Linked DNA regions of Homo sapiens: region 1 is linked to region 2. Evidence: chromatin loops called from intact Hi-C (ENCODE). Cell type or tissue: breast epithelium. All regions are shown on one strand. Links, peaks and the distances in the headings refer to the core of each region. The heading gives the core; the rest is flanking DNA.

Evidence for each region. A loop is a pair of places that touch in the nucleus more often than their neighbours do. Peaks named below come from ENCODE experiments on the same cell type or tissue, not always from the same donor. Only the 100,000 strongest peaks of a DNase experiment are listed, where the experiment ranks them.
Region 1: it touches region 2 in a loop (21-fold over the local background); 1 of 110 quality-filtered maps calls a loop at or near these places.

Annotation. Positions count from the first base shown.
Region 1 is chr6:17,919,421-17,924,803 of GRCh38, reverse strand. All of the region lies in intron 2 of KIF13A (kinesin family member 13A), which reads left to right. Among named protein-coding and RNA genes, the nearest start is that of KIF13A, 66 kb to the left of the region's middle. In breast epithelium, for the core only: no CTCF peak of the experiment used is centred there; no DNase peak of the experiment used is centred there; H3K27ac peaks cover 1,478 bases.
Region 2 is chr6:17,199,771-17,205,153 of GRCh38, reverse strand. No RefSeq gene overlaps it. Among named protein-coding and RNA genes, the nearest start is that of RBM24, 79 kb to the left of the region's middle. In breast epithelium, for the core only: no CTCF peak of the experiment used is centred there; no DNase peak of the experiment used is centred there; H3K27me3 peaks cover 548 bases.

The DNA.
Region 1 (5,383 bases), core at 325-5,324, 720 kb before region 2:
TATCTCAGTATGTTTCCATCTACATCTGGAAGACTTTGCTTCTTAGCAGCCTTCTTTTAACTTTCGTTTTTCTCTGTCTTGCCCCTTCTCATCCACTTCTCGGCTTATCATGCCGTCCTTCCTATAACTCTTTGTCCTTGTTCTGTTGCATTTGTAAGGAAGAATTGGGCAAAAAAAGAATATTTAGTGCAATATAAATGTAAGCTTTAAGAGGTGCTTCCCCCAGTAGAAGTTTTGTTTTTTGCTTATAGACATTTCATTTTTCCTGCGAGTCCTATTAGTTGAGTGACTAAAAAATCTGCAGTTTACTTATAGAAGCACTTTTATTGATTAATTCAAAGAGAAGCTTTTACATCAGAAAAAAAGGGACATCAAACACACTAATACATTGAACTTTTAAGTAACAACATTGAGAGTATCATTGGGCCCATAGCAATTTAACTTATTTCAAGTCCACGACTAGAGATTGTTCAGAAAAATCCCTAAAATGTCTATTGTCACCAGCTCTAACTAGTATTGTAATTAGTGTCAGGAAAATATTGCAGATCAAGTATGGGTCCTGCTGGAATCTGTGTAAGTGGCTTTTTTGAGCACGTGAACAAATGGTTTCTGAAATACATGCTTAGAAATATCATCTCTGCTCAGATATCTCACAGTTTTAACATATATTTATTCAGTGATCCTGATAATTTTTTTAAAGTTTTAAAAATAATTTTAAAATTCTAGAGTCTTGTACATATGTATTTTTAACCTGTGAACATGTTATATGAGAGTCATATCTTAAAGTAAAAGATTTTTTAGCTCTTCCATGTGTCGGATATTGAAGTGGGTGCTGAAGATACAACAGGATTGAGGACTGGGCCTGACCTGAGAGGGCTGATCATGTAAATACTGGTTATTATTCTCCTGGGCTGCTAAGCTAGTTGAATCTTAGGGAAAGGTTTTTAAGAGTTGTGCCCTCACTGACATCTGAGATAAGAAATGAAGATGTCTAGTATATTCTTAGCTCAGACACTGGTGAAAAGGTGATTGAAGACTTAGAGGAAATTGAGAAAGGGCTAAAAAGCTTTTATGTGATTCTTGGCATGCAGCTCGTGAAAGATTTTGGTCTGCTCCCTTTTTACTGGCCCTTCTCATTTATCTTAAGTGTCATTTGAAAATGTATGTTTCTTAATGCAGTAATTGTGAAGAGGGTCACCCCAATAACCATATATTATCTTTCCGCAAACATGAAGAAAACTAAGCTACCAACCACCAAAAAAAAAAAACCAAACCCAGGGATTCATGCCTGGCAGCCTCCAGGTCTTTGGAACAGGGAAGATGTAATGGAATTTCCTGTTTTAATTGTGAAGACTTACTGAATTCCGGGGGCATTCTTGACCTTCCCGTAGTTGATTAATCTCTCCTAATTGAAGTCTCCTGACTCATCTACTTTATTTTTAAATTTTTATATTTGGAGAGAATCACTGCTTACTTTTTATTTTTATTTTATTGTTATTTATTTATTTATTTATTTATTTATTTATTTAGGGACAGTGTTTCAATCCCATCGCCTAGGCTGGGGTACAGTGGCACAATCTTGGCTCACTGCAGTCTCCACTTCTGTGGCTCAAGCGATTCTCCTGCCTCAGCCTCCTGAGTAACTGGGAATACAGGCACCTGCGACCATGCCTGGCTAATTTTTGTAATTTTTTTGTAGAGACAGGGTTTCGCCATGTTGCCCAGGCTGGTCTTGAACTTCTGAGCTCAAGTGATCCACCTGCCTCAGCCTCCCAAAGTGCTGTGATTAGAGGCGTGAACCACCATGCCTGGCCTTGCTTACTTCTTAAAATTGTGGAATATATATGAAGGTGATAAAACATACGTAAAACATATGTGCAGGCTGGGTGTGGTGGCTCACACCTGTAATCCCAGCACTTTGGGAGGCTGAGGCAAGAGGATCGCTTGAGCCCAGGAGTTTGAGACCAGCCTAGGCAATGTAGTGAGACCCCATCTCTATTTTTTTTTAATTAAAAAAAGAAGAAATATGTACAATTAAAGAATAATAATAGAAATGAATATCCACATACCCTCTATCTAGCTGAAAACACAGATAACCCATGTTTTAGAAGAGTGGACCCAAAGGAGTGTCCTTCTAAATAACCTCACTTTCCTGATTTTTATGGTTATCATTTCTTTCTTTTTTTTTTTTTTTTAAGTTTTTCATTTAACTATTTATCCCCAAGCAATATATTTTTAGTTTTGCCCTTTTTGGTGAATTAATGTAATAGAATCATGTTGAATATATTATTCACGGGCTTGCTTTCTTCTTTCAACATTATTTTTTTCAGATTCATCCACATTGATGTGTGAAACTGTGGTTAATGTCCTTCCACTGCTGTAAACTGTTGCATTGTATGGAGTACCATGGTTTATTTTTCCATCCTCCAGGTTTGTTTCTTCACTGGTGTTTGGAAAACAACATGGACTCCAAACTCCTCAAGTCACCTTGCCACAGATCCCTTGAGTTGGGGGTTGGGAATTTCCAAATTGTTGGCTTTCCTTAGTGGAAATACTAGATGTTCTCATTTCTGGAGACCTTCTAGAGAATGGACTGTGATGGACTTTTGCAGGGGCTGTTAGCTGTTGACCTGAGTCTCCTGGGTCTGGAGTTAAAGCCCTGTGTCTGCAGGATCTTGTCGATGAGCCCTCCCCTGGGGTCACTCCTTCTAGTGACTTGAAATAAGTTAAATTGGACTTGAAGTGAGTTAAATTGTTGTGGGCCCAAAAATGCTTCCAGTGTTGTTAATTAAAAGTTCAATGTATTGTGTTTGATGCCCCTTTTTACCTGATTTAAAAGCTTAAGTTTCTCTTTGGATTAATCAATAAAAGTACTTCTATAAGTAAACTCTGCAGATTTTTTAGTCACTCAACTAATAGGACTTGCAGGAAAAGTGAAATGTCTATAAGCAAAAAACAAAACTTCTACTGGGGGAAGCTTTGGAGCTTTAGGTAGATTGGGGCCAGCCAAGAGCCCAAGTGGTTTAACCAGAAGCAGGCTAGTCTTCAGAGCACAGGACGACACCAAGAGTTTTTGTTCTTCCCACTCTTGGCTTTCCAAGGGCATTCTCCTCCCTTCCTCTCTCCCCACCTTGATTCTCATCAGTTATTGGCAGATGTTCTGTTCTATTGTGTCCTCACTGAGGGAGTCAGTGAAGGGGCACACCCATTGTCTCATTTTAAAATACCCCAATGGAAATGATCAAAGTGCGAATAAAAAGCTCAGCTGTTTGCATTTATTTTCAAATGTAGAAAAACTTTCTGGAAAGATTGTACTAAGGGGTTACTGGCATCATTGTTATGGTCCTCTGACATTTTTAAAAGTAGGTCTCTGAGTATGTTTTTCCTCCTTCATAAAGTGAAGACTGTGAGTCTATTTTTCTGTATTAGCTGGTTATTGTTACTTGAGATTTGTCAGCTTTCCTTGAAGTGTGTTCCCTTGAACTGGATGCTAATGTTTGCCATGCAGGGAAGAATGTCTCTGCAGTAAAATAAAGTTAAATCAGTTTATTTACTGCACAACTTCTCAGTGCACTTGATATGCTACCATGCTTTGGGAATTTTTAAGTTGGGGGCTTATAGAGGCAGGCATTAAAAAACATGTTTGATTATGGGACCCCCTACTCTGAACTACACTAACATTAGTGTGTCTTGCTGCAGTAATCCTTCTCTGAATATCTTTGGGAAAGGTGTCATTTATGTATTTTTCATTGTTTCCATTGGTTCCATTTGCCTAGTAGGCCTCAGGATTGCAGTGGAATTTTTCCAGTACCTTAAGATAGCATTTATCTTGGAGGATATGACCCTTTAAGGGCAAACTTATTTGCAGTTCACTTTCAATTTACAATGTTTATTCTAAGCAATGCATATTACTTTTTTTTTTTTTTTTTTGAGACATAGTCCTGCCCTATCACCCAGGCTGGAGTGCAGTGGTGCAATCTCGGCTCACTGAAGCCTCTTCCTCCCTGGTTCCAGAGATTCTCCTGCCTCAGCCTCCTGGGTAGCTGGGATTACAGGTGCACGCCCCCAGGCCCAGCTAATTTTTGTATTTTTAGTAGAGACAGGGTTTCACCATGATGGCCAGGCTGGTCTCGAACTCCGGACCTCAGGTAATCCACCCACCTCGGCCTCCCAAAGTGCTGGGATTACAGGCGTGAGCCACCGCACCCAGCCGCATATTACTTTTACATGAAAGTAGAGTGAATAGGTAGTTTTGTAAATTGATGAAAAGAATAAGGTCTCAGCTTTGAAAGGATATTCATTGTCCTTGGAATGGTATTCCAGAAAAGTAGGAAGCTAACCAAAAGGCCCAGACCAAAATTTTCTTTTTAATGTCTCAAGCAGAGAAAGATTTTGTGTATAGAAACACTAATGAAAATGATTGTTCTCCTTGATGATTGTAAAAGAAAAAAGTGTTCTTCCTATCCTCTCTCCTTCCCACCTTTCATTTTTGGTAAGTGGGGGAGAAGTGAAGGTGAAGATGCTAGGAATGCTAATTTACCTTGTATTTTTTTTTTAGACATGTTTCATGACAGGTTTGAGGCCTGCTGATTTGGGCATACCCAGTTGCACCTTTTCATTTCGTGCCTCATTGGAGTATGTTTTCTTCTGTTGGTCACTCCTGTTTTCTTGACCTGGACCATGTAATAGAGACTGGGACGAAAACTACATGTAATTACACCCTTTTGGTCAAAACACTAAAACAGAAACCAAGCAAGCTTAATCCTAAATCATTGAAATTGTCTAGAATCTTTATCTAAAATAAATCCTAATCCAACAAAAAATTTTCTTCTAACTCAACCTGCTGCTTATGTCTTCCCTTCCATGAGTATTTTAATAGAAGTTAATTTTTCAGATCACTGGAGCTTATTCCTTCAAACACTGGTCCTGCACTGTTTTGCTGTATTTCTTCACTGTCGTAGCAGAGCCAGAGGCTGCTGGATGTCATCATGAGCATCCATTATTTTCCACATGGTGAAAGGGGCTTGGGTTGCCCTCAGCTTTCACCTCTTGTCACAGTATTGGGCTGCCAGGAGACACCGTTCGGCTGCCACCCTGTCTCACAGCCCTGCTTGTTAGCTGTCGTATCTGCTGTGTGTGCTGGAAAACTAGATAATAGAACAGGTCAAATCAGGGTAGGTAAAGCAGCCACTGAGTGCATTAGGAGTGGAGACATGGCTGACCCCTTGGGGCTGTAGAACATCTATTTTTGATACTCACAGCTTTCTTACTCTGGATATATAGGAGGGTTGAAGTCTCTGAGAAAAGGAGTGATTACTATTCTCAGCACCATGTGAAACTTAGATGAGCCCTTTGGAAATTTATAATCTGCTAGTTTGTTTCC
Region 2 (5,383 bases), core at 196-5,195:
AAGGGGTCTCAGACTATCTAGAACGCAACCTCGAGTTTTACGGATAAGCACATCTGTGTTCCTTCCCTCATATTGCCACCTTGATGCCCTTTGATTTGGGACCAGGATTTCACTTAATCTTAGTAAAACGACTTTCCTATTCTCCCATTCAAAACCTCTTTTTTTCAGGGAAAAAAGAAGTAGTAAAGCTAACTTTATATCCCTGAAAATAGCTAGTGGGTAAAATTGGGTGGGGTGTGACAGAAAGAAGTCTCCATGTTCTCCCTATAGTAAAAGAAAAACCTGTTTCCAAATTATTTGAACACATTCATGTGTTTGTATGCTCCTTGTGCTTTCTATTGAGCAGCCTTGACAAGTGAGTAACTGGAAAACAACATTGCTGTTTTCCCACTATGCTGTTAGAAAGAGGAAGTGTGCTTCTGAGACAAGGATAATGAAAGCGTAGGACTGTGGCTTCCAGGGCTGCAGCTAGCAACTGTAGCAATCTGAGTAAGCAGCACAATACTTGCTTCCAAATTAATGGAGATGCACAATGGGGAAGATGAGGGTGAGTAAGAAGATGAAGACTCCTTAGGCTGACAGGGCCTCTGCTTTTTGGTCTTTTGTGGATGTGGAAGGAGAGTTAATTTGACTTTCAAAAAAATTATACTTTAGGCCGGGCGCGGTGGCTCACGCCTGTAATCCCAGCACTTTGGGAGGCCGAGGCGGGCGCATCACGAGGTCAGGAGATCAAGACCATCCTGGCTAACACGGTGAAACCCCATCTCTACTAAAAAATACAAAAAATTAGCCAGGCGTGGTGGCAGGAGCCTGTAGTCCCAGCTACTAAGGAGGCTGAGGCAGGAGAATGGCGTGAACCTAGGAGGCAGAGCTTGCAGTGAGTGGAGATCGCACCACTGTACTCCAGCCTGGACTACAGAGCGAGACTCAGTTACAAGAAAAACAAAACAAAACATCAAATGGAAGCAGTGTCAACAACCATTCCATCATTTAGCTAGGAATAATCTCCATTGCTCAGCTATGGTGAATATTGCAAAAGAGGGCATAATTACCTCTGAGATAAGCTGCCGAATCCATTGTTCTACAAGAAGTCATAAATGTAGTTGTTAGTCATCACAAAAATATTTTAAAATAGTACTTAAGGCTGGGCGCGGTGGCTCACGCCCGTAATCCCAGCACTCTGGGAGGCCCAGGCAGGTGGATCACGAGGTCGGGAGATCGAGACCATCCTGGCTAACATGGTGAAACCCTGTCTCTACTAAAAAAATACAAAAAATTAGCCGGGCGTGGTGGTGGGCGCCTGTAGTCCCAGCTACTCAGGAGGCTGAGGCAGGAAAATGGCATGAACCCAGGAGGCGAAGCTCACAGTGAGCCGAGATCGCGCCACTGCACTCCAGCCCGGGCGACAGAGCAAGACTCTGTCTCAAAAAAAAAAAATAAAAAAAAATTAAACTTTAGGCTGGGCGCAGTGGCTCATGCCTGTAATCCCAGCACTTTGGGATGCTGAGGAAGGTGGATCACCTGAGGTTGGGAGTTTGAGACCAGACTGGCCAACCTGGAGAAACCCTGTCTCTACTAAAAATAGAAAAATTAGGTGTGGTGGCGTATGCCTGTAATCCCAGCTACTTGGGAGGCTGAGGAAGGAGAATCTCTTGAACCCAGGAGGCGGAGGCTGCAGTGAGCCGAGATCGCGCTATTGCACTCCAGCCTGGGCAACAAAAGCGAGACTCCGTCTCAAAAAAAAAAATTACAGTTTAGAATAGTTTTATACTCCACCTGTGGCATCTCCTCAAAAGCCTCAATTCCTTGAGCAATGTGGTATACCATAAATGTGGATTATATGGTATACAGCAGGTACCATAGATGTTGATTCCTTAGAATTAGTGGTATATGCATGTGCGTGCACATACACACACACACACACAGAGCCTCTGTCACTCTTGAGATTGTCCTAATTCATTAAGACACATGAATTGAGTGACTATTGTGTATAAGGCCCTGCCTTAGATAGGCCCTGCAGATACAAAGTCATACAAACATGATTCTGTATCTCAAGGGTACCAAGAAATAAATCTATAATTATTTTCAAATACATTGAGTGAAATGATTGGTGCCTTTGAAGATGGCCTGTTTCAGATTTTAAAAGAGCGTAACTCTATCACTCATTAAGAGCTATTAGCAGCCCCCCTCTCCTTTCTTAAACATTTTCTTCTTTCTTTCAGGCTTGGCCTTTAGAGAGTCAAAATTATGTTCTCTAAAACAGCCTTCTCAGTCATGCTCCAGGGTGGCTCCCTTGTTATTTTTATGATATTGACTCAAGGAAGCACAGGCTTTGAGAGCTGGAAGGAACGTTGGATACATATCCCTTTCCCTGTGTTCTCTTTGAAACACGTGTCATGTTACTTTCCATTTCGTTATATATATTGTGCAGCTGTTCAAGTTCTGCAAGTGGGGAAGGTCATTGATATAAATAGGCACCTCACCAAATGAGGAGTGTGCTCCCGGGACCTTTGGAAGAGAAGGACCTCATCCTGTGAGTGCTGCCATTGTTAGGAAGACGGAGATTTCCTGTTCCCCCTCGATCCCTAGGCATTACAAATGGAAAGCGTGAAAAGAATTACAGAAATTGAGGGGAGGCAGAGGACCCTGAGAAGCGAATTCCTTTGTCAAGTTATGTCCTGAGACTGGTTTGATGTCTCCAAGGTTCAAGTTCTTGGAAATGGCTCAGAAAAATGTTTTTAATAAGCAAATTGCCTTGGGGGAGAATACAGGCATGTCTCTCAACATGATTAACTTACTTTAGAAACACAGAAAAACATAATCCAAGGTGTTAATCACATTTCATGAGGTCAGAATATCATCAGAGGTCTGGAGCATAATTTAATCAGGTTGACTGAATAAAGTTAAGGTTTTACCAGGTGCAGTGGCTCATGCCTGTAATCCCAGCACTTTGGGAGGAGGTGGGAGGCCAGGAGTTCGAGACTAGCCTGGGCAACATAGCTGGACTCCATCTCCACAAAAAATAAGTAAAATTAAGGTTGGTATTAACTTTACCTACATTTGTAATACCATACATTTTAGAAATATTGACTGATTTGTTTACTCCAGCATATCTTCCATTTAATGTATAAATGACAGGAATAACCCTCAATTTTTGGATGCCAGAAACAGGACGATTCACAAGGGAAAGCAACAGCATATCTGACCATATAACAACAAAGAACTTATATTTATTCAACAAATTTGAATGAACTTCCACTTTGTGACCATCTCTGCACTCAGTGCTCAAAGCCTTGCTAGTCTTCATCATTCCATCTGTGTTGAAAAACTAAAGAAAAACAGAAGTAGGCCAGGTGTGGTGACTCACGCCTGTAATCCCATTACTTTCGGAGGCCAAGATGGGTGAACTGTATCTGGAATTGGTGGATTCTTGGTTTATGTTGACCTCAAGAATGAAGCTGCACACCCTGGTGGTGTCACAGTTCTTAAACATGGTGTGCCTAGAGTTTGTTCCTTCGGCTGTTCAGATGTGTCCAGAGTTTCTTCCTTCTGGTGGGTTCGTGGTCTCACTGACTTCAGGAATGAAACTGCAGACCTTCAGCATTGAGTGTTACAGCTCTCAAATGCAGCATGTCTGGAGTTGTTCCTACCTTCTACTGGGTTTGTGGTCTTGCAGGCCTCAGAAGTGAGGCTGCAAACCTTTGCAATGAGTGTTACAGTTCATAAAGGTGGCAGAATTGTTCATCCCTCCCAGTGGGTTCACAGTCTTGCTGGCTCTAGAAGTGAAGCTGCTGACTTTCCCTGTGAGTGTTACAGTTCATGAAGGAAATACGAATGGAAACTGAGCAACAACAAGATTCATTGTAAAAAGCAAAACAACAAACCTACCACGGCACGGAAGGGAACTACAGTACGTTGTTACTGTTGGGGCTGGTGGCTTGCTTTTATTCCCTTATCTGGCCCCACCCACATCCTGCTGATTGGTCCATTTGACAGAGAGCTGATTGGTCCATTTTGACAGAGTGCTGATTGGTGAGTTTACAAACCTTTAGCTAGACACAGAGTGCTGATTGGTGCATTTACAATCCTTTAGCTAGACACAAAAGTTCTCCAAGTCCCCGCCCCATTAGCTAGACACAGAGTGCTGATGGGTGCATTTACAATTTTTTAGCGAGACAGAAAAGTTCTCCAACTGCGAACCCGTCTCAGAAGCCCAGCGAGCTTCACCTCTGACTGGAGCTCGCTGCAGGGAGTTTGGGGCACCCAGCCTGGGCAGTCCGGCAGCCCAGAGGAAGCTCCTCCCGGACAACCAAGAGGAAAAGAGGGAAAGCGAGAAAGACGGAGAGCCGCCATCGTGGCCAACGACCGCGCGAAGAAGGAAGGGCGATTCATGCACGGGACCCAGCCTCCAATCAAGCCCAGCAGGCGCCAGCCGGCGGCGCCGAGTGCAGGGCTCGCGAAGCCCGCCGAGCCTGCGCCCACCCAGAACCCGTGCCGGCCCGCGAGCGGTGTGCGCAGCCCCAGCTCCAGCCCGCGTCTCTCTCTTCACACTTTCCCGCCAGTAGAGGGAGCCGGCTTTGGCCTCGGCCAGCCCCAGAGAGGGGCCCTCACAGTGCAGCTGCGGGCTGAAGGGCTCCTTGAGCGTGGCCAGAGCAGACACCGAGGCCGAGGAGGCGCCCGAGGGCTGCTAGCATGTTGTCACCTCTCAGGATCACCCGAGGTCAGGAGTTTGAGACCAGCCTGGCCAACCTGCTGAAACCTCGTCTCTACTAAAAATACAAAAAAATTTAGCTGGTGGTGGACGCCTGTGATTCCAGCTACTTGGGAGGCTGAGGCAGGCGCATCACCTGAACCCGGGAGGCGGAGGTTGCAGTGAGCCGAGATCGCGCCATCGCACCCCAGCCTGGGCGACAGAGCGAGACTCCGTCTCTAAAAAAAAAAAAAAAAAAAAAAAAAAGAAAGAAAAACATAAGTATAGTGGGAAAACACTTTTACAAAAGTAACAAAATGTTCACATGTTGCTTACTATATAAAATTCAGTAGAATGTTGTTTATGATACTGATACTATGCAAGGATACATTACTCAAACATAGAAAAGCTGACAAGATAATAAGAAATTAATAGATTAAAATATAAATGGATATGGGAACCAAGAAGACTAAATGGAAAGCTAGGTGCCAAAATCTCTGATACCCGGAGGTCCTATTTGAAAATAGTCTCTTTAAAGAGGTAATTAAGTTAAAATGAGGCTGTTAGGGTGTGTTCTAATCCAATATGACCGGTGTCCTAAGAAGAGATTGGAACACACAAAGACACCAGGACAGACACCAGTGCACAGAGCAATGACTGTGTGAGGAGGTAGCAGGTGGGTGACCCTCTGCA